Linked DNA regions of Homo sapiens: all the other regions are linked to region 6. The links are chromatin contacts, found by Hi-C or POLR2A ChIA-PET in ENCODE. All regions are on one chromosome and are shown on one strand. Each heading gives the region's core, a stretch centred on a gene start or an enhancer-like site at or near the end of the contact. The rest is flanking DNA. Distances are from core to core; before and after follow the strand shown. Region 1 holds the start of EGOT (eosinophil granule ontogeny transcript). Region 2 holds the start of BHLHE40 (basic helix-loop-helix family member e40). Region 3 has its middle 27 kb from the start of BHLHE40-AS1. Region 4 holds the start of ITPR1 (inositol 1,4,5-trisphosphate receptor type 1). Region 5 holds the start of TSEN2 (tRNA splicing endonuclease subunit 2). Region 6 holds the start of SETD5 (SET domain containing 5).

The links. Hi-C counts contacts between places; a loop is a spot of excess contacts on that map. ChIA-PET counts read pairs that join two places held with the same protein, here RNA polymerase II (POLR2A). Pooled maps may share reads with other maps.
Region 1: a loop to region 6 is called in a map with no recorded cell type, with 5 times the contacts of the local background. The contact joins the promoter of EGOT here to the promoter of SETD5 in region 6. A Hi-C loop is called at or near these places in 1 of 37 single-sample maps with no recorded cell type and 4 of 50 pooled maps. POLR2A ChIA-PET finds 5 or more read pairs at or near these places in 1 of 52 experiments (BJ).
Region 2: a map of chondrocyte shows a loop between it and region 6 (11-fold over the local background). The contact joins the promoter of BHLHE40 here to the promoter of SETD5 in region 6. A Hi-C loop is called at or near these places in 1 of 168 maps with a recorded cell type or tissue (chondrocyte), 6 of 37 single-sample maps with no recorded cell type and 12 of 50 pooled maps. POLR2A ChIA-PET finds 5 or more read pairs at or near these places in 1 of 52 experiments (T-cell).
Region 3: a pooled map shows a loop between it and region 6 (6-fold over the local background). The contact joins the enhancer-like site here to the promoter of SETD5 in region 6. A Hi-C loop is called at or near these places in 3 of 50 pooled maps. POLR2A ChIA-PET finds 5 or more read pairs at or near these places in 2 of 52 experiments (K562 and activated CD4-positive, alpha-beta T cell).
Region 4: a loop to region 6 is called in a map of B cell, with 18 times the contacts of the local background. The contact joins the promoter of ITPR1 here to the promoter of SETD5 in region 6. A Hi-C loop is called at or near these places in 2 of 168 maps with a recorded cell type or tissue (B cell and CD4-positive, alpha-beta T cell) and 10 of 50 pooled maps. POLR2A ChIA-PET finds 5 or more read pairs at or near these places in 1 of 52 experiments (activated T-cell).
Region 5: a loop to region 6 is called in a map of CD8-positive, alpha-beta T cell, with 23 times the contacts of the local background. The contact joins the promoter of TSEN2 here to the promoter of SETD5 in region 6. A Hi-C loop is called at or near these places in 3 of 168 maps with a recorded cell type or tissue (B cell, CD4-positive, alpha-beta memory T cell and CD8-positive, alpha-beta T cell) and 6 of 50 pooled maps.

What each region holds. Positions count from the first base shown.
Region 1 is chr3:4,749,632-4,753,254 of GRCh38, forward strand. EGOT (eosinophil granule ontogeny transcript) reads right to left here and starts at 1,959. Exons shown (of 2, transcript NR_004428.1): 1 at 1,315-1,959; 2 at 1-379. All of the region lies in intron 44 of ITPR1 (inositol 1,4,5-trisphosphate receptor type 1), which reads left to right. RefSeq lists an enhancer at 12-81.
Region 2 is chr3:4,977,664-4,981,186 of GRCh38, forward strand. BHLHE40 (basic helix-loop-helix family member e40) reads left to right here and starts at 1,774. Exons shown (of 5, transcript NM_003670.3): 1 at 1,774-2,135; 2 at 2,299-2,368; 3 at 2,638-2,745. The coding sequence starts at 2,056. BHLHE40-AS1 (BHLHE40 antisense RNA 1) reads right to left here and starts at 2,298. Exons shown (of 3, transcript NR_125916.1): 1 at 2,132-2,298. RefSeq lists enhancers at 1-185, 306-355, 486-605, 1,906-2,055, 2,163-2,757 and silencers at 716-1,485, 1,696-1,755.
Region 3 is chr3:5,005,243-5,008,736 of GRCh38, forward strand. No RefSeq gene overlaps it. Among named protein-coding and RNA genes, the nearest start is that of BHLHE40-AS1, 27 kb to the left of the region's middle. RefSeq lists enhancers at 1,564-1,833, 2,354-2,483. Within about 2 kb of position 1,293, at least 5 of the 41 ENCODE cell types and tissues checked have a DNase peak (open chromatin) inside an H3K27ac peak, as active enhancers do.
Region 4 is chr3:4,491,781-4,495,525 of GRCh38, forward strand. ITPR1 (inositol 1,4,5-trisphosphate receptor type 1) reads left to right here and starts at 1,568. Exons shown (of 62, transcript NM_001378452.1): 1 at 1,568-1,825; 2 at 2,651-2,726. ITPR1-DT (ITPR1 divergent transcript) reads right to left here and starts at 1,383. Exons shown (of 2, transcript NR_108075.1): 1 at 1,004-1,383. RefSeq lists silencers at 1,637-1,906, 3,205-3,499.
Region 5 is chr3:12,482,463-12,486,128 of GRCh38, forward strand. TSEN2 (tRNA splicing endonuclease subunit 2) reads left to right here and starts at 2,018. Exons shown (of 12, transcript NM_025265.4): 1 at 2,018-2,418. RefSeq lists an enhancer at 1,942-2,361.
Region 6 is chr3:9,396,245-9,399,692 of GRCh38, forward strand. SETD5 (SET domain containing 5) reads left to right here and starts at 1,371. Exons shown (of 23, transcript NM_001080517.3): 1 at 1,371-1,733. It overlaps THUMPD3-AS1 (THUMPD3 antisense RNA 1), which reads right to left and starts at 379. Exons shown (of 4, transcript NR_132781.1): 1 at 316-379. RefSeq lists a silencer at 269-1,578 and an enhancer at 2,189-2,238.

The DNA of each region.
Region 1 (3,623 bases), core at 709-3,208, 4.6 Mb before region 6:
TTCTAAGACTCAGCAAAAGCTTATTGACACCAAGGGCATTGAATTCACCAGCACCTGTAACGTTTCTTGAAGAATGCTTGCTAGGGAAAAGTTCCCATGGTAACTGTTTTTAAAAGAGTTTTGTAGCATCAACAGGTTAGACAGGAAGTCAAAATCATGGAGCTCAGCAGCATCCCCTATAAGCACGTGCTCCTTTTTAACCACCCCTAACAAAGACACTGAAGCACCCTGTTCATAAGCCCTGATGGGCACTGGAGGGTCTGGCCAGGTTGGGCTGGATTTCAGGGGACCTGATTTGTGTTTCCCTGTGCAGTGCTCGTTTCCATCACCATCTTTAAGGAGGAGGCCTTTTCCATCCACTGGACTCTTACCATCGTGCCTGTTAAGGAACAAAAAGACAACTGCTTAGGCCTGGAGGGTATGTGGAAACCACCAGTTACCTTTGAATATACCTGTGGTGCTCGAACCTCCTTTAGAAAACCCAAGATGCCATTTTAATGATGCTTTGCTCTTGGGTATCAAATTTACTCCTTAATTTACCTCAGGAGATGTTCTAAGAGGAAGCCACAAGATTCCATACCTGCTGTTGTTGTTTTAGAGCTGGTGGATTTTTTTTTTTTTAATCCGCGGAGGAGGACTTGACCCTGTGGGTTCCTAACTTGGATGGCCATGCAGAGCACCCTTAACTTGGAAATCTATATCCTGCTGTTTAAACTTCAAGATGATTCCTATCTGGATTAAAGTCCTCAACCAGCAGGCCGAGGCAAACTCTAAAGAAAAACAAGGTCATGCTGCATTTTTTTTTGGTAAGCACAGGAATCAACAAAGAGATGTTATATAACTTCTATTTATATCCTCCTTGCTCACTATCTGCAGGCAGACAAGAGTCGCTGAGAAGGGATTTAATGAGCTCTCTGGGTTTGCTCACCTTCCTGAGCTGGTAGGAACCAGCTTGTTCTCAAATGCGTCAGTAAAGAATCTGGCTGTGGGTGGGCGGCCAGGGTAGGTGGACTGCGTTGTTGCTATGGTGTTTTTTAATTCCCCTGTCTCTCAAAGATCTCACTCCCCCCTTCCCTGACTCCTTCCTTTTGCCCCCTTCCTTTCTTTCTTTCTTTTTTTTTTTAAATCTGTAAGCTTCCTTGTTTCTCACACCTACTCATGATTCTTGGAGCTGTCTCCGGAAACAGAATATTTTCCCTCTCCTTCCTAAGTGCTCAGCTCCCCCATTGTGTAGCCCCGGGACATCAGAAGTTGTTTTCTAAGGTGTGTTTTTTCCACCCTCCCTTATTTCTTTTCCCATGATTTTTTTATTACCAATCCCTCCATGAGAGAGACCTATCCTAGGAGTCTTCCATCTTGCCTGATAGAAGTTTTCTCTGGCATATTCCAAATTCAGATTGCTCCAAAACCAGGTGAAGTCTGTTGCTAGTTGGACAGTCGGTATGGCCTGGAGGAGAAGGGCTGTTTGTATTTCCATGCATCCTCCTTTGTCCTCTTGCCCTGGGTGAAGCAATGACGTCTCTGTCTCCTCTAGTGCGTTATAAAATAGAACCGCAAGAAAACAAGAGAATGGGTTTACCCCACAATCATAATTCCTGGAGCTTGGGTAACTCCTGTTACCTGAAGGTTGCAGGTTGAAATGACTCAGCTTGCATTTAATTAAAAAAAAAAATGCTGCCCCATCAGATTCTCAGCAGGGACGACGAATGCACCTTGCTGAGAACCCTATGGCTGCCCAGGGAGTGGCCCCCTGCACCCTGGCCGGCCTGGTGGTGGCCACAGAGGCTTCTGAGATGGCTCTGTGTTGTCCATCACATTCCCACCAGAGCAGAGACACTTAGAAGATGTGAGTAGGGAGGTTAGGATGAAAAGTTCTTAGAAAAGAATATGTAGTTCCATGAGGACAGGCTGAAAAAATTTTTAAAAAGCCAAACCCACCTCTGCCTTGCCCAGAAGTTGTGCAATCCTTAATAGCAGTAGCCTGTTTGAATAATCAGAGGCAAGCTGACTTCCCTTTATTAACTTCTGTTAGAGACATCTGCATAAAATATCCCCGGATTCCAGACCAAGTAGGTAATTTTTTTTTCCCCTCTGAGTAACGGGAGGGACTTTCCCTTTGGAAATCTTCCAGCAGAGTTAACTTCATGGTTGAGACTGTTTTCTCATTATAAGGTGCCAACAGCTAGATTCCTGATGCAGGGACAGTGAAGGCGCCTCATGTACACACTTGGATCCCCTGCTTCCCTGAGAACTGACTTGATGTTCACAGTTGCCTCTGGTTCTTCTGCCTTGACCCTCCTTTTCACGGAGAAATCTATGCCCGCTCACATTTCCTGAGGTCCTCTGAGTTCCTCTTTGAAACTGTCAGAGGCTCTCTCAAAGTTTCTACCAATTTCCTATTCCTGGGTTTTAGACTTTTGATCAAGATGGCTCTGACACTGAAGGGGATAGTCCTGTAAACCCTCTGAAGTCTTCAAGCCTCGTTTTTCCCCTGGAATTCAGGACTTTAAAAATATATATATTTTATTGCTCTTCGAGGAGGATGTGTTGCAGTTGCCCTCACCATATGGTATTTGAGAAATATGTTTTTATTAGCCTCCTTGCAACACAAACCCACAAACTGTTGAGCCCAGAGCTTGTAGCTATCAAGTCTGGGGAGGGAGCCAGGTTTGGAGACGGAAGGTGCACAAATGATCATCCCTCCCGGGCTGTAGTTAATCATGCAAGCTGCTGTGTCACTGGGGCCGGGGTAGTTAACAGTTAACTCGATGGATTAAGGATCCTCAGCCAGGCTGAGCCCATCACAGAGTTACGTGCAAAAACCGGATAAGCCCGTAGAGGTGACAACACCACATCAGCTGCCTTTGGCTGGTCTGCGGTGTGCTGCATATTCCCACTTAGCAGGACTTTGAGCTTTCACATGCAGGCTTCTTCTGGCCATAAAGTTATACTTCAGCTGCCATGGATGCAAAGCTTGGCTTGAGTGTTTCGGAATTGCACCTCCTTCAGGATTATTGTTCATTCATTAATATAGTAAATTTTTTAAAAAGAGAGAAGAGGCCTTACTGTGTTGACCAAGCTGGCCTTGAACTCCTGGGCTGAAGAGATCTTTCTGTCTCAGCCTCCGGAGTAGCTAGAACTACTGGCTTGTGTCACCACAGCCGGCTTAATATAGCAGATGTTTACTTACTGAGCACTCCCTGGGTGTCAGGTGCTATACACATTGGCGTCAATACAGTCAGGGATGAGACCAACATAGCCCCTGCCCTCCAGGAGCTTACAGTCTTGTGGGAGACAGAGCTAGGAAATCAGCTCATCATCAGCTAAATCAGAGCTTCAGAGAAGTGTGATGGGGAAGCAAACAGGCGCCACGAAGCGTGGCCAGGGAGGGCTTCTCTGGGGAGATACCGTTCAAGCTGAGACCCAACAGATGCGAAGAGAAGGAGCTGTGTGAAGAGTAGCAGAGGGCAAGAGTATTTCAGAAGAGGGTTGGCTTGTGCTTGGGATGTTGGAGGAGCTGAGTGAAGGAAGCTAACGCGGTCTACCCCATGGTGGTCGGTCAGGGGCAGAGCTGCGGAAAGTATCTGCTCCACCAGGGTGATGGGCTTGTCATCAAGTCGGGG
Region 2 (3,523 bases), core at 524-3,023, 4.4 Mb before region 6:
ATCAGCGCTGCTCACACCGCGGGATTGGAGTTTCAGCTGTTTTCCCTGCTCCCGGCTGAGTGAGAAGGTCACAGAGCCCGGACCTTTCCGGGGGAGGTGGGTGGGGCCCTCCGGCAGCCTAAGTGAGATTGCAGAGATCTGGGGCCGCTGGAGGAGGTCCTTCCGCCCCGGGCTTGGGGCTTTGGGTTAGCTTCTCCCCCGCTTCTCTACCTAGGCATCTCGGTTACAATGAAATTAAAAACAAAACACAAAGCAACACAAGTTCTCATTGTTTTTCCCCTCTGTCAGCCAGTGGCCTCGATACAATTTTCCCAGGGCTGCCTTTCCTTTATTGCTCAATTTAACCTCTTCCTAGAGGTTCTGCAAGTTCAAGGGCAGGATCCGTGTCGGATTCATCAACTAGTGCAGCGCCTAGTGCAGAGCAGGGGGCTCAAGAAATACGTGTCGACCGCATGATTGCTAAGATTTCCCTGTAACAGGCGGTTTTTTTTTCTTGTCTCTCTCATCCCTCCTGCCCTGGGTGCAGACCGCGAACAGCGCCGCCGAACTTCCCAACAGGCAGGGAGAGGGCCGATCCGGGCTGGCACGCCACGTCCCCGGGGTCTCAGTCCCTGGGTCAACGCAGAGAGGCTCGCGGTCCGCGGTGCTACGACCTGAGCCCGGCCACGTGAAGCGTCACGCCCTGCGCTGCTGCAGGGCAGGCGCCGCCGCCGCGGTTGTGTAACGCTGCAGCCGGAGGGGAGGCGACCGGGGCGCCTCTGCTCCGGAGGGGGCAGAGGAGGGAGGGAGCGCCGGGCACAGCGCCCGGTATCTTTCTGCGCTTGACTGGCCGGGAGGAAGGGGGTGACACTGGGGCACCCAGGGGGCTGCGCAACCGGGTGCCCGCCCGCCCGCAGGTTGTGCCCAGGAGCGGAGCTCCTGGGAGCGAGGGGCCCTCGGCTCACACCCTCCACGGTCAGGTGCGCGCGGCGTGCTCGGCGGCAGCCTCAGCTGCCCCTGCGCTTGGCCGTCGGCCCGCTTCCCATGGGGTGACATCCGCCCCGCCCCTCGGTCCCTCCCCAAGGCGGGCAATTCCTGGACGCGAGGGTGAGCAGTGGGGGCAGGGAAGCCAGGACGGAAAGAAACCCCAGCCTCTGGGGAAGGCTGGGGGGCCGGGCGACTCCCTCCGCAGCGCGCCGGTTCCTCCAAGCGGGCCGGGCGGGGGAGGAGGAAGAGGGCTGGGCTGGAGCTAGCAAGGGGATATTCCTCTCCCGGCTTGAGTCAGACGCGGGCGGATCCGTCCTCCCCCGTTCCCTCCCAGGAGACGGGAACTTACTTCATTTCCCTGGGGCAGGTTCGCCCACGTTACCAACTTCTCCCCCTCCCCCAGCACCCCCGTCCCTTCCAGCTTCCGCGCCCCCCACCCAACTGGGCAGGACCCAGGTCGTGCTGCCACCCCCTCTTCGGGGAAAGGCGGCCGCAGCCGCAGACACCTGGGGGCCGGGGCTGGGGGTGGGGGCTCCCTAGCAGCCGCCGGAGCGTTGTCCAACACGTGAGACTCATGTGATGAAGCCGGGGGAGGGCGGGCAGGTCGCTCCTTCCCTCCCCGGCAGTGGCCAGACGTGCCTGGAGTCACAGGGTAGAACACGTAGCTCCAACCCACCCACTCGCTCCCATTTAACCCAGCCCGCAGCCTCTCCATTACTCCTCGGCTTGCCCCCCCACCCCCCCACTCCGCCCTAACCGCCCCCCCCTCACCCGCTCCCTCCCGCCTCCCCGCCCGCCCCACTTCTCATTCACTTGGCTCGCACGGCGCAGACAGACCGCGCAGGGAGCACACACCGCCAGTCTGTGCGCTGAGTCGGAGCCAGAGGCCGCGGGGACACCGGGCCATGCACGCCCCCAACTGAAGCTGCATCTCAAAGCCGAAGATTCCAGCAGCCCAGGGGATTTCAAAGAGCTCAGACTCAGAGGAACATCTGCGGAGAGACCCCCGAAGCCCTCTCCAGGGCAGTCCTCATCCAGACGCTCCGCTAGTGCAGACAGGAGCGCGCAGTGGCCCCGGCTCGCCGCGCCATGGAGCGGATCCCCAGCGCGCAACCACCCCCCGCCTGCCTGCCCAAAGCACCGGGACTGGAGCACGGAGACCTACCAGGGTAAGTTGGCACTCCTTGGCCCTTCAAGCCTCAACTGCAGCCCCATGTTATGCGCCACTCTCAACTTGGAGCAGCTCCGGGCGCACCGGGAGGTTCTTGCCCGGCAGAACGCCTGCAGCCGTGCGCAAGCAGTCACGACCCTTCCTGGTCTCTCTTCCTGCAGGATGTACCCTGCCCACATGTACCAAGTGTACAAGTCAAGACGGGGAATAAAGCGGAGCGAGGACAGCAAGGTAAGCAAGTGCACCCCTAGGGACCCTGCGCTCAGCCCCTCGCGCGCGCTGAGTTTCCAAGAAAAGTTTTCTCGCTTTGAGGTTGGCGAGGGGATGCAGGGTGTGGGCTCGGTGCCTCTTCTGAGTGACTTGGAAAAGAAAGGGCAGACGATGGTTCTGGGTGCTACTCTGCTACTCTGCTCCTCTGCCGGACTGTTGCTGCGGGGCTGGGAGGATAGGCTTCTCATCTCCTTCCCCAAGCGCCCACCGCCTCCCCGTGCGTCTTGCAGGAGACCTACAAATTGCCGCACCGGCTCATCGAGAAAAAGAGACGTGACCGGATTAACGAGTGCATCGCCCAGCTGAAGGATCTCCTACCCGAACATCTCAAACTTACAGTAAGTGAGAAGCTGGCCCCTTTCCAACCCAGTCCTTTGCCCAGAGGGCGGGCGGGTCACTCGCCGCCTGCAGGTTCCGCGGGGAACTGCAGACCAGACTGGCGGATCAGAGCTGGCGGGTGGCTCTGCGGTGGGGTCCTCCTCCACAGTCCTGGCGTTTTCTGGCTGACTCATGCAAATGAGGCGAGAACCACTTGGACCTCTCCAAGTTGGCTCCAACACCAACTGGCCTTCCTTTTCAGGAGTTTAACTTCTGGTGATTTTCAGGATTCCCTAGTTTTTCTCACTTAAAGGAACACGCCAAGAAACACACACATTTTATTTACCCCTTCCCCTCTACCACTCCCCCCACCTTTTTTGTTGTTGTTGTCAAATAAGGGGACTTGCTTTGGTGTGTGATTTTTACGGCCTGTCCTTTCTTGACAGTAGCCCTCGGCTACTTCGCAGCCTTTGGTTGGGGAAATGGAAAAAAAAAAAATAGTATTTCGGGAGGAACAAAAAAGCCTGGATGAGCTGGAAGTTCTGAAAGGGTGTAAGGAAAGAAGTAGGGAAAGCCTCTTGGCTGCCAGACGTAATAGAGGTCCCTCTCTGAGTTGACACCACTGCAGGAAAATGTTATCTCTGGATTCCCCTGAGTTAAGGTCGGCAGAGGCTGCTGGAGAAATTTATCTGTCAAAGGATTTTCCTGAGGTAGTTGCAGCTTCCAAAATGCCTCCAAAGACAGGTGGCACCCGTTTTTTTAAATTATTTAATTATATATATATATTATATATATATA
Region 3 (3,494 bases), core at 43-2,542, 4.4 Mb before region 6:
CACCTCCCTTAAAAAGCCTTCCCTTGGCTGGGCATGGTGGCTCATGACTATAATCTCAGCACTTTGGGAAGCCGAGGTAGGAGGATCACTTGAGCCCAGGAGTTTGAGACCAGCCTGGGAAACACAGAGAGATCCCATCTCTACAAAAAATAAAGATTTTTAAAAAGGCTTCCCTTCTCTTCCTTTCTAAAGCACTGTCATGTTCTCACTTCTTCCACATCTCCCTGCAATGCCTGTTTTCTATTCCAATCTGCAATTCCCTTCCTTATTGACTTGCTGTGTGTTCATCACCTGACTCCCTTCAGTAGAACACACACAGATGAACCCTGACGGCGGGGGCCACGTGCAGGGCTCCATTTCTGTCATCTACAGCAGTGGCTGCCACACAGCAAGGACTCCATGAATACTTATTGAATCAGTGAGCGAATGAATAGCCAGCTGTACCATGTTGGAAAAATGACTTGTGGTCTTTGAATCTGTTTCCCCATCTCTAAAATGGGATTGGGATTCATGCCTCTTCTTTTTTTTTTTTTTTTTTTTTGAGACAGAGTCTCACTCTGTCGCCCAGGCTGGCGTGCAATGGCATCATCTCGGCTCACTGCAACCTCCACTTCCCGGGCTCAAGAGATTCTTCTGCCTCAGCCTCCCAGGTAGCTGGGATTACAGGCACCCACCACCATGCCCAGTTAATTTTTGTATTTTTAGTGGAGACGGGGTTTCACCATGTTGGCCAGGTTGGTCTCGAATGCCTGACCTCAAGTGATCTGCCTGCCTCAGCCTCCCAAAGGGCTGGGATTACAGGCATGCCTGGCCCCATGCCACTTCCTAAGGTGGATTACAATCATACAATCACGTTACCATATATTGAGGACTTACTGTGTTCCAGGCACTGTACTAGGTACATAAAACCTGGCATCTAGAAAGTGATCAGTTAATTTCAATATTCCCTATGTTACTACGATTGCTACTGCTAAACTCTATAGGTTGGAGACCCTGATTGAGGAGCTGAACCCTTGATCCTAAAATGCTCCCCTGCTCCCCGCACACCCAGAGGCTACCCCAAGGAAGAGAGACAATCCCAGAGGCTTGAAGCAAAGGGAACACGCTGGGAAAGAAAACTACTCTGAGGCAGGGTGCAGTGGCTCATGCCTGTAATCCCAGCAACTTGGGAGGCTGAGGTGGGCAGATTACTTGAGGCCAGGAGTTCGAGACCAGCCTTGGCGACATGGTGAAACCCCGACTCCACAAAAAATACAAAAATTAGCCGGGTGCAGTGGTGTGCACCTGTAGTTCCAGCTACTCAGGAGGCTGAGGCAGGAGAATCGCTTGACCCCGGATAGCAGAGATTGCAGTGAACCAAGATCATGTCACTGCACTCCAGCCTGGGTGACAGAGTGAGACCCTGTCTCAAAAAAAAAAAAAAGGAAAAGAAAAGAAAACAAAAGAAAAGAAAACTACTCTGATATTCTCAAAGGGGTTCCTTCTTTTTGGATTTCTCTATCTCTCTTGAGGATCCCATCCCACCCCACCGCCATTCAACCCCGCCTTTCCCAACCACATACCAAGAATAAACCTCACACCCTGTGTGCCTCTAGTGTCATAGTTTCCTGCCTCTATGGTCACGGGCTGCTTGGGCTCGGAGGGATTTTCCAGCTTAGGGCAGTGCTGGTGGGACCCGAGGCAATGTGACATAGGAGGAGCTGTGAAGAAGACCTAGAAAGAGGAAAGCCCCGAGCAGATGCTGACAGAGAACTGGAGTGGGGCCTCACAGAGGTACCTGGAGTGCAGGCTCCCGGGAAGGGGAACCAAGCCTTGCCTCTGATTTCAGCAAGTGCTCACAGAGCAGGCCATCTGGCGGCTCGCTGCCAGCCAAATGCTACTGACCAAGGACTTCCAAACTGACCAGGCCCAGAACAAGAAATTCTGTTTAGCATCTGGAGATCTATGGCCAGGCTGGATCCAAATGGATTCCAGTTTAGAGGGCTGTCCACTCCTTGGCAAAGTCCTGTTTTCTTAACCCTCTCTTCCCTTTTGAACCAGTGATCTAAGGGACTCCTCCTCAAGTCTTCTCTAATCCCTCGTAGCCCCACTAACAGCCATCACAGTCAGACACCCTCCTCAGAGAGCCATTTCTCCTCCTTGGTCTTTCTCTTCTAATTTCCACTCCTGATATCTAGCTAGCTACTTCTTCTAAACATGTCAAGGGACCTAGTTTCCAGTTCTGCTCTGGCTCTTACTCAGTGGCTTCTAGTAATTTCCAGCCCTTCTCTGTGCCTCAGTTGCCCCATTTGTAAAATGGGGCCCCAAAAGGTTCCTTTCGGCTCTGACATTCTAGGATCCAAAGTACAGAGATTAAGCCACAAGAATCCCTACCAGAAGGTAGGGGATCCAGCCTGGACCACAACCCCAGGGCTTGACAGTTTCCTGCCCAGCACTGCCTGCCCGCCTTCCTAGCTGTGTGGCCATAGCCAAGTTTCTGTTGAATGGACAGAGGGTAAGATGTTAGGATTAAAAAGTCAAAGTGGGCCAGACGTGGTAGCTCACGCCTGTAATCCCAGCATTTTGTGAAGCCAAGGTGGGTGGATTGCTTGAGGCCAGGAGTTCAAGACCAGCCTGGGCAACATGGCAAAACACCATCTCTACTAAAAATATAAAAGTTAGCTGGGCTTGGTGGTGTATGCCTGTGGTCCCAGCTACTCAGGAGGCTGAGGCACAAGAATCACTTGAACCTGGGAGGCGGAGGCTGCAGTGAGCAGAGATCGCACCACTGCACTTCAAGCCTGGGTGACAGAGCGAGACCCTGTCTAAAAAAAAAAAAAGGCAAGCTAGCCAACACAGTGCTTTCTAACGCTAGCAGGAGTGCATTAAGAGGAAGCCGTTATGAATTTAGAAGGACAAGAAGACAGAAAGTCTGAAGAAAAAACAAGTAGCCAAAGAACAATCCATTCGACAAATATTAGGAGCATCTCCTATGTGTACTGAGGTTACAAACATGGATATGCAGCTCCAGAACTCAGAACTCAAGGTGCTTAAGATGGAGGAGACAGATTTGTCAACAAATGTCGCTACACCCTTCTGACTGTTCCCTGGCATCTGTGGCCATTGTATACAGTTGTGTAGGTTGTTCACTGCACGAGGGTGCTGGCTCGGGCATAGAGGGGGTGAAATTCAGGTCAGGTCCCTTTCCTAAGCATGGGCCTATGGGGCTGCATCTTCCCAGAGGGGCACCTTTTCCTAATTCTTACAAATGTGCTGTGTGGGCTGGCCTAGCCCCTGCAGCATTCACATTACCTTGTTCTGACCCAGTCAGCTCCCACCAACAAAAGCACTCATTTTAGGTATAAGTTACTCGCCCCTGCACACACACCTATTACCTCGTGAGCACTCCATCATCCTTAACTTGGCCTTCAAGCTCCTTTGCGAACTGCCCCCAGCTCCTTCTCTGCCATCTCTAGCATCTCCTTCCCTCTCATACTCCTCATACCACACAGTAC
Region 4 (3,745 bases), core at 318-2,817, 4.9 Mb before region 6:
TCATGAGACTCGATTTTATATTAAGGAATCCTGCTAAAAAGTAGACATATTCTAATAAGAATTTCCTTCAGATGGCAAAACTGGGGCAAAGAGATGAAAATGACTTGCCCAAGGGCTCAGAGGCTGCTCCTAAATGGGGAGAGAGGCTATTTAAGGCAATGGCGGTGGATTTCCCCAAAGACAAGGGTTTCATACACGTAGAGTCTGGAACGGGAGTCCAGGCTGTACCACTTAACTCGAGGGGTCATTTGGGAAGTTACCTGATTTCTCTGAGCCCTGGATTGTGCACCTGCCAAATAGATATAATAAATATACCTACAGTTGGTAAAACTCAATAGCATGACGCATGAAAACTGCATGTGGTCTGGGCTCAATAAAATCAGCCTCCCCATTGATTATTATCATTATTATTACTATTGTTATAACAGATCTTTAGGCGGCGTCAGGAAGTGCCTGTCTGGGATGCTATAATGCGTTTGGCTCACCACTATGCCCCAGCGCCTGGCACCTAGTAAACACTCAGGAAACGTTTGAGGAATGAATATACGTCATTTGAGGCAAGACAGGGCAGTCGGCTGACTGCCTCCGGGCTTAGCTCTTCCCCTCCTTGCAAAAGCCGGAGCCCTAAGCAGCGTGTAGCCCGGGAGCCCAGGCATTACTTGGCAGCGGGTGAAACCCACCTTGCCCCATTCGGAGCTCTTGGAGAGCGCCCCGCCTGGATGCGCATCTCTGTGTGAGCGGCTCTTTCCTAAGCCCTTATTTTTCTGGTTTGCGGTTTATTTACTTAAGCATTTACAGCTCCCAGGAGCAGAGGGGCTGCTAGAGGTACGGTCAGGACTGAGGTCGCGGTTTGTATTTATTTTCTGCCTCCCAATCTCAGAGCCGGCAAGTCACAACACGGCTCCTTTATTTGTGCACCGGAGAGGTCTGCCTTTCTTTACCTCCTCACGGGCGATAAAAGACAAGCAACTCGGGCTCAGAAAAGTGCTCTCACGCGACTTGCCTGTGTCTCCGCTTGCGTGGACCGTCGCTCCCAGGCTTGGTTTCTCGTGCAAACCCGAGCAGGGCGGAGCAGATTAAATAAAGACACCTCGCGCCTTTAATCCTTGACCGCAAACACTGGCGTTTTTGTGCCCCGGATTTCTGAAATTCTTGGCTCGGGGAACCAAGGCAGGGGGAGGGTGGGCTTGTAAAAACTTCCCAAAGCAGAAATCCGAGCTCCTAGCCCCTCCCCGGCCCCAGTGACACCTGGATTCCAGGGAAGGGGGGCAGCCGGAGGAGAGGCGTCCCCAAGGGTTGCGGGCGCTTCCCAGGGGTGACTTTGAACGGCTGGCTCCAAGCCCTACCGACCCCAGCCAAGGAACAGGCTCAGCAGCCTGAAAGCCTCGCAGGACGCCCCTCCCCTGTCCCCGCACGCGTCTATTTAGGGCCCAGCCCGGGCGCCCAGGGGATTCTGGGACTTGTAGTCCCTCCCCGCAGCCTCAGGCGCCGCCACGACCCGCTACTTGGACTACATTGCCCAGGGAGCTTCCCGGCCTATATAAGCCACCCGGAGCCGCTTTAAAGTGCAGTAACCATGTGGATGTGCTGCTGAAGCGTTTCCTCAAGCTCGCTGGGGTGGGAGGAGAGGAGGAGGAGGAGGTGGTGGTGGAGGAGGAGGCAGGGGGTGGAGAGAGAGAAAGCGCACGCCGAGAGGAGGTGTGGGTGTTCCGCTTCCATCCTAACGGAACGAGCTCCCTCTTCGCGGACATGGGATTACCCAGCGGCTGCTAACCCCTCTCCTCGCCCTGCTCCCCCAAACCGGCGTGGCTCCCCGGGCACCAAGGTAGCGGCTGGGGCCGGGCAGAGGGCGCGGGGAGTTGGCACTGGCTCCCCGGGCGCAGAAGTTTTTGCCCCGCTCTCGGGGAGATCTTGATGGATGTGCATGCACTTGGCATGCATTTGGGGGTTCCTTTACTGCGGGCAGTTGTTTTGGGGGGAGCTCATTTGAAGCTTAAAAAACAAATATCCTCTACTCTAGTGCGTGGCTTTGGGGGCTCCCCATTCTGGTCTGATGTGGCATTCCCCCAAGTTGGAAACTGTTGCTGCAGCTGCAGGAAATAGTTCTTTTTTTTTTTTTTTTTTTGAAGAGAGGTTGTGGGGGTGTCATATGTGAGTCTGCTCAAGGAAATAATCTTTCTAAAAATGTATCCCTCTCTTGCGCTCCGTGGTTGGGAGAATAATGCATGTGTAGGGGCCCCCCGTGGGGAGGGTTTTTAAAAACGGAAGAAAACCGGAGAAGCGGTGAGGGATGAAGTGTGGACGAAGCTCATGTCCAATGAGGATGCGGGCTTCGGATACTTGGCCTTCTCGCCGGGAAACAAGTGCTTTGGGATCTGCCAAACACTTCCCTTAGTTCCAGCCTCCCGCACGTTCGAAGTTTGTGCGTGCCTAGTCTCAATTGTCAGTTACATCCTGGAAATAAGTAAGCGTAGTTACCTGGAATCTTCGCCCAAGCGATCCCACCAACCTGCCTACCAAGTTTGGGGGCGGGGGGGCTGTCCCCAGTGAAGGAGGCTAAAGAAGGTGGAAACTTGTAATTTGGAGCATTTCTGTTAGAGCTCATCTTCCGCGGTCTGGTACTCAGTCTTCTTTCTTTCTAAATATTTAGGAGCTGACTACAGAGGAGCAGGATTTGCACCCCTCGCTGGGCTTGCTTTGGCAACAGAGTGCCTGACCCAGGTCAGGTGAGTGTGGAAGCCTGAGTGCTGTAGTCAATAATGAGTTTTTGTCCTAAGCCTATTTTAAGTTCTATCTAAACCGCCAAGGAGGTGGGGAGTAAGAAAGAAAAAGAAACTCCGTGGCTCAGTCTTCAAAATTTGCCTCTGCCTTTGGTGAGGGCTTTTGGGAGCAGAGGTCCAGTGGACAGTCCGTTTCTTGGAAGTAGCTGAGAATTGAAGGAGCCTGAAAGTTTATGAGAGAGGAGGGGAAAAGGCCATTAAATGGAGCAATAAAACGGCGGCCCATTGCCGGTCTGAAAAGCATGCTGATGATTTAAATTCTGAAGGATACAGTGCATTTCATATGCCAAAATGTGTAAGCAGTATTAACTGCCTCTCTCCTTCAAGAAATAGTCACTCTTTTCTAATTTTGAACGTGTGCTTAATCAGAGTAGGTTGGATTGCAAGAAATGAAAGTGGTTGCTGCAAGTTGAAAGAATTAGAACTTTAAAAAGGGAAGTGAGTTATTGAAGCTTAAGGTGGTAGCATCCAGCCCTTGACTCAAGCCACCTGAGTGTCAAGGAATCTGGCAGGTCCCTGTTGTTTTGGGGCCCGTGGTGGAATATGAGCTGAGAGCAGCATTTATCTGTAAACACAACAGTTCCTATTTTTTCCCCAAAATGGTCAGACTGCATTTGAAGAGTGGGAGGTTTCAACGGGTGCACGTACATCACTATTGCTGCAGATTTGGCTATCAGGAGTTTTTTCTCCTGAAATGTTCAGGAACATGGTAAATAACAGGGTAACAGAGGTAGGTGGGGGTGGGTGGCTGGGTCTTAATAACTTTTTTAACATTCTAAATATTTAGCTGTTCCCTGGGCTACAATCTTTGGGCTTTTCTAATGAGAAAATAAAAGTCAGACACTTCATTATAGTGGTATAGTGCTTTTGTTTCCTGTTGATAAGATCCTCAGGAGTACTGGCGGAGTGAGAAGCATTTGGATGTGAGAACTCTAGTTTCTTCTTGGAGTTCTGTTGACTCACAT
Region 5 (3,666 bases), core at 768-3,267, 3.1 Mb after region 6:
GTATGTTTGAAAATAACCATATCAAAGGGTTTAAAATGCACTTGAGAAAGTCTTGGGGAAAATTTCTTTCTTTTTTAAAATTTACAGATTTTTTTTCTTTTTTTAATTTCTTTTTTTATGTTTTTGGGAGGGGAATTTGAGATCCCATTATCAGCAAACCCCAAATCCTTCCACGAGCTGGGATGGGATTTAAGAGACCTGGCTCTAGTCTCAGCCCCACCTCAGACCTGCTCGGTTATCTCTGACAACTCACAGTGCCACTGGAACTGTTTTCTTATCAGTTAAATAAGGAAGTTTAACTGGACAACCTCTGAATCCCTTTCATTGTTAAAGCCCTCTAATTCTAAAACCAGTATTTCTTAAATTGGCATGTTCTGGTCGGATATTACAGCCTCTCTTCAGCTGTCTCTCCCCTGCCCAATCCATCCTGTTACCATATCCTGTGACTCTTGCCAATTTTCTCCCTTTCTTTTGCAACATTCTTACCACAAAGCTCTTTGATTTTGGTTTATCTAAAACCTGAACTCCCTAGCCTAGCAGTGAAGGTCCTTGCAGCAGAGGACCCACTGAATGCTGCGACATGATCTCACTCTACCAAGAGCAAGCCCACAGTGCAGTTCAAAAAGGGCCAGGCAGGATGCAGTGGCTCAAGCCTGTAATCCCAGCACTTTGGGAGGCCGAGGCGGGAGGATCGCTTGAGGTCAGGAGTTTGAGACCAGCCTGGCCAACGTGGTGAAACCCCGTTTCTACTAAAAATATAACAATCAGCCGGGCGTGGTGGCAGGCGCCTGTAATCCGAGCTACTCGGGAGGCTGAGGCAGGAGAATCACCTGAACCTGGGAGGCAGAGATTGCAGTGAGGTAAGTGAGCTGAGATGGTGCCACTGCATTCCAGCCTGGGCGACAGAGCCAGGCTCCGTCTCAAAAAATAAAAAGGGCCAGAAAAACAGGGACAACACATGCCATGCCAGACTACTGCAGAGCACAGAGGCAAGTCACCCAAGCAGGTCTGGGAAGGCAAGAAGTCTCCTGGAAGAGGTGATATTTGAGCTGAGACCTAAAGGCTGACCAGGAATTACTGCAGCTAACAGAGGGGAGGGAACATAGAGGCAACAGCATGCGTGAAGGAATGGAGGCAAGAACATTGGCAGAAGTCCAAAATTCAACATCCATCATCACATCTAGCACCATGAATCTCTCCAGCAGTATTTGCCACACTTCCTTGCCATCCTCCTTTGCCTCCTGCTTAGTCTGTGTGGTGGAACTCCTGTGATTCATATTTGGGAAAGTATATATTGGACTCCCCACAGGGCTCCTTTAAAATAACCAGGTCAGGAGAAACTTACACTTCCTATTGCACTCCAGTTTTGCTCATCTCCCGTAATTCTGATGGCCCATTTTTCAGTAAACTCAAGCTCAGAAAGGTTGTCAGTCATTCAAGCTCACGCAGCCAGTGAGGGGGGAAAATGGGGATGCAGAGCAGGTGGACCTGCCGCCTATTGTCCCTTAACTGCACAGGCAGTCTGGGCACACAGAGGCTTCTGGCCAGGTGTCTGCCAGAGAAAACGTCCTTGCAAGTTCCCCGCATGCTGCAGCGTACACAGGTGCGCTGCTGTGATCCTCTTTCTACATTGAGAAAGATGAGATCAGTTTCCTCAGGGCCATTTAATAAAGTCCTGTCGGTCGCCTCAAACATCCCATCCACCGAGGGCCGAAGATTCTAGGTCTCTCCCACCTCCCACGTGACTATGTGACATTTGACGGGTAACTGCATCTCATCTGTAAAATGCGTCTTGCAGGATCGTTCTGGCTTCCGTACAATCCTGCAGAGAGCAGCAAAGCGCGCACGCAGCCTCCGCCTCATACTCCGCAGTGGCAGAGCTGGCGCACAGAACACCCGCCAGCCGGCCGTGCGCAGGCGCACTCCGCCAAGTCCCGACGGGAGCTCTGCGGCTGCGCACTCGGCTGGCTTTGCGGCCGCACTGCTTGACGGCAGCGGTGTCCGCCCCACGGCCGGCGTTGCCGGGGTAACGGCGAGCGCGTGGGGCCAAGAAAGGTAAGGGCCCTGGGCGAGGAAAGCGCGGCCCTTTCCGAGTTTGGTGTTTTGCAGCGAAAGGAAATCTCGCTCTTCCGAAAGTCCTCCAGGGCGAGAGAGGAAAGGGCCTAGGTACTGTGCTGGGGTCGCACAGCCGGCCGAGACAGTGCCGGGACGGGGAGCCAGGCTTCCGAGTGCGCCCGGTCACTGACTCCTCCGCGCTTTCCTCGTGCGCCTGCAGCCCTTGGTTCTTGGAAACGCCGGCGCCTTGTTCAGGGCTGGTGGGGCTGGGGCGCAAGGTGCAGCTGACAATGCCCGAGAGGAGCCGCAGCCTCTGGTGGAGTTCGGTCGGGTGTGGGGGTAGTCAAGGAAAGAAGCAAAGGGGTAAGACAGGGAGTTAGGAATTGGCGGGGCCCCTAACGCTGTTGGGGTGCGCAGTTTATTTTATTTGCAGCTGTCGTCTGGTGAGCGCTTTCCACGTGGTAGGCCCCGAACGAAACGCCTTCTGCAAAATTATGCATTTAATCCTGACAACAACTTTCAAAGGCTGGTCATCTGTTTATATGGCTTATTCTCAGGTTCTAACTTGAAAGCTCCCCAGAGGCAGGATTGTTTACCTTGTGCCTTTCATCCTTGCCTCCCTAAGCCCAGGAGGTGCGCAGATGGAGCTTGAAGCGTGTTTTGGTTGGGAGAAGGTGAGATTTGCTGGGTAGGAGGTTTTTTAACCAGGTTTGTTTGGCACCTAGTCCAGGAAGGTTGGAAAATTAAATGGAGCCACCTCTCCCTTTTTTGTTTTTCTAATAGACATTTACCATCACCTAAGAGGTGTTAGCCTGTGTGCTCGAGGGAAGAATAAGAAACAGACTCTGCTTTTAATAGAAAGTAAGAATATGCAGCTCTGGAGTCAGGTTGCGCAGGTTGGGGAAATAAGAAGTAAAGATTTCTCAGGGGTGCGCCCGGCCCCTCCGAGTCACTTTCCACATCTGTACAATGGAAATAAAAATAGTCTTTACCTCCGGGGGCTACTGGGATTAAGTGAATTTGAATAGACCTTGCTGTTACCAGTGGTTAGCTATATGTTAAAATCAGCTGGGTCCACCCAGGAAATTCTGATGTAATTGATTGCAGGTGAGGCCTGGGCATGAGGAGTTAAGGGTAGGTAAGCTTGAGGGCCACTGTGTGATGTACCACTCCCAGGTTTAATTTTCTTAATCTGCATTTTTCAATCATCATTCTAAATAACCTGCAGTGACTCCAATTCCAAACCAACCTTTGCATCCCAAACCTCTTGACAACTGACCCAGTCTTTCCTATATGTTTTTGTGCACCTCAGGCACCGCTCTTCTTTCATATCTGTGGAATGAGGATAGTACAGTCAGCTCTCGCTATCAGGTTCCGAATCTGTGGATTCAACCAATGTTGCATCAAAAATATTTGGAAAAAGAAATTTAAAAATATATATATATAACAATTATTTAGTATTTACATTGTATTAGGTATTCTAAGTAATCTAGAGAAGACTTAAAGTAGATGGGAGGATGGGCATAAGTTACATGCAAATACTACATTTTATTTAAGGGACTTGAGCTGCGGATTTTGGTAGGGGGTGAGTCCTGGAACCAGTCCTTCTGT
Region 6 (3,448 bases), core at 121-2,620:
CCTAGGCAAAAGAATCCCGCCCATAATCGAGAAGCGACTCGACATGGAGGCGATGACGAGATCACGCGAGGAGGAAAGGAGGGAGGGCTTCTTCCAGGCCCAGGGCGGTCCTTACAAGACGGGAGGCAGCAGAGAACTCCCATAAAGGTATTGCGGCACTCCCCTCCCCCTGCCCAGAAGGGTGCGGCCTTCTCTCCACCTCCTCCACCGCAGCTCCCTCAGGATTGCAGCTCGCGCCGGTTTTTGGAGAACAAGCGCCTCCCACCCACAAACCAGCCGGACCGACCCCCGCTCCTCCCCCACCCCCACGAGTGCCTGTAGCAGGTCGGGCTTGTCTCGCCCTTCAGGCGGTGGGAACCCGGGGCGGAGCCGCGGCCGCCGCCATCCAGAAGTCTCGGCCGGCAGCCCGCCCCCGCCTCCAGCGCGCGCTTCCTGCCACGTTGCGCAGGGGCGCGGGGCCAGACACTGCGGCGCTCGGCCTCGGGGAGGACCGTACCAACGCCCGCCTCCCCGCCACCCCCGCGCCCCGCGCAGTGGTTTCGCTCATGTGAGACTCGAGCCAGTAGCAAGGGCCCGGTCCCACAGCTTCGACAGCCAATCAGGTGTCGAAGACAAGCAGGCGGCGGGTAAACCGACTCCCCCGAAGGAAGGGGAGGGTGGGAGGACGCCCGCGCCAGAGCCGATTTCACTGACCCTCCCCTCCCGCCGCAGGAGGCCGGCCGCGCCCGCACACCCAGCATCTCTACACCCCACCTACCTACCCGCCCCACCCAGGGGGCAACGCGAGAGTCGCTAAGCGGCTGCGTACTCCCGACGGCGTAACTGACAGGAGCTTTACTCCAACCAGAATACGCCATTTGTGTTTTCACACACGGCGGGAGGAGAAACGGCCAATCGGCGACAAGAGGCTAGCCGGAAGCGCTCCTCCCTCTGCGAGAGCAATGGCTCCGTCCGGTTTCGAGCATTTTCCGCTCCCTTCTCCCTCCCCCTCCGGTTGCCGCAGGGCGGGCCTCCCTCCCGCCTGCATCCAGCCACCCCTTTCCCTCCCAACGTAACAAACATTATGTTCCCGACTTCCCACGGGAAAGGCAACCCCCGCAAGCCACCAGACGGCCCCCCTAGCCACCCATCCCCCCAGTGTACCGCACCTCCCCTCCCACCAGAGTTCCGCTCCCCTACCTAGCCGAGGCTCTCTGAGGAGCCGGAGCGCCGAAGCACAGCCTCTTCTCTAGGCGGCCCCGGCGGCTTCCGCTGATTGGCGGCGAGTGGGCCAATGGGTGCGGGGCGGTGGGCGGAGAGGCCAATGGCGCGGCGGGAGGGGGCGTGTCCCGGGTGCCCCTGGCGCCGGCGCTGGGAATCCCCGTGCGGTCAGTGGCGTTTCCGCTCGGGCAGCGGGCTGAGTGAGCTGCCGCCGCCGCCGCCGCCGCCGCCGCCGCCGCCGCTGCCGGGGGAGGGGCGGCCGCCGCCCGCCTGCGCTCAGAGACTCACGCAGCCCCAGTCCCGCCAGTCCGCCAACACAGTAGTGCCGGCCCCCCTCTTTCCCTGGCCCTGCCCCCCCTCCCCGCCTTTGGCTCGCTCCGCCTTTCTGCCCCCCACCCCCACCTCACGGGTACGGGCCATTCCCGGCCAGGAAACGCCGTGGCGCCGCGTTGGGCCTAACTCGAGTCCTGCCGCCTCCCGGGAGTGCCGTGCGCCGCAGCCCGGGCCCAGGCCCCGGCAGCGCCTGGGACAAGGTAAGGGTCCGACAGAAAAGAGACCGAACCTCACGATCGGGCCCCAGGGGAGGGAAGGGTCACCTCCTCCGTCTCCCCGCGCTCGCTCTCCTTGGGTCGTGGGCCTGGCCCTCCCCAAGCTCTTAGGAGGATGCTGCCACTTCTCACCCCCCTCGCCGCCTTGCACACACCGTTGCAACACCCCATTTTCCCAGGGAGAGAGATCCCCCTCTAATCTAGGCGACCCAACTCCCCCTTTCATGTTTTTCCTGGGTCAGGACGCTTCCCCTCCCCCAACGCCTCTTCACCCCCTTTCCTGGGAACTGCCTACTCCACGTTTACCTTTCCCTTGAGGAGAGGCCTCTTGCTGCCCTCCGCTCGAAATACACAGGCATACTTTTTTTCTCTCCCCGATCCCCCACTCCCTACCCCCGTTCTCGCGGCCTTGTGACAGACAACTCTGATCGCTCTGGGGGCCGCGATCTCCCCTCCGTAATCTTCCTGGACGCCTTCCCTCTCGTTTTCTGGCTTCCCACCTCAGATGGCTGCTTCCCAAAGGCATTACCTTCGCCACCCCCACCACACGTTCTCTGGCTCCCCGTGGCGTGTGCCACAGCGTGTCTGAGATAGCCTCGTTGAATGTGTAGGGTTCGAGCCTGGAGTTGAGCCAGATTGTGTCGTTTTACTTGCCTTGGGCGTGGAGAACGATCTTGTGAGAATATCTTCAAAGGCAGAAAAATATTCCCTTTATGAATTCTCTTTCCCTCTGCGTGTAAGTCGGGAATGTGAAGAGGAGTGTAGGAAAGAGCCCTGGTTCAAGTAGGTAAATCGCATGAGAGGGAAAGTTAAACTGTTGGGAAAGCCCCTTCTATGCTAATTGATTCTATAGAGTCCTTGCTTGTCTCACTTCTTGGGCGTCAGTGGTCTTTCTCTTGGATATGGATGCTGCAGTCAGCTCTGCTGGTCTGGGTCAGGGGTGCGTGTATGACCTGCATTTTCTGCTTTCTCATGTTACTTGTGCAATGTATTCACCGGTAACTCATTTCTTTCCCAGACCTCTGGGTTCCACTGGGCTTTGTCTATATTTAAGTTCATTTCTCCAGTTTCCTTCCTGCACATAGGTACTGAACGAATCCCCAAGTTCTGTGCTAATTACCTTCATCAGTTGACTAAACAAGTTTTTAGATGACATATTTGTGACCAAGGTCATATTTACATTTCTTTGTTGGACAGATGTTACATAGCTATACTTGTGATTGGGGAGGATCCAGCTGAGTGGAGTGTGCTGAGCTTTTTAGGAGAGTGTGTACTCCCTATTTGAAATTATTTTTTGGTTGTTAATTTTATATTATTAATGTTTTTAGGTCACAGAAAGTTCTAAGTGGTAATTTTAGATGTGTGGGATCTGAGCTAGGACTAAAGCAGAGAATACCCACGTAATCAGAGGTTTCTGGGCTCCATAGAGGACGTAGGGCTTTTTTTTTTCTATTGGATTTCTTCCAGTTTTCTCAGGATCATTAGTTCTCTTCTGTAGCCAAAAATTCTGGCCTGTTATGGGATTAGAGTCTTTAAGGTTTACTCAGACTGTCATTATGTGTAGAAAAATGAATTATGCCCTTTGGTAGGACATGACACAAGGCTCTGTTTCTAGCTGCAAATTTAAATTAGATTGTAGAGTGCTTGGGAAATTGGCTTTCAAAAGACCAAAGCTTAATCTTCACTCCTAAACTGCTGGC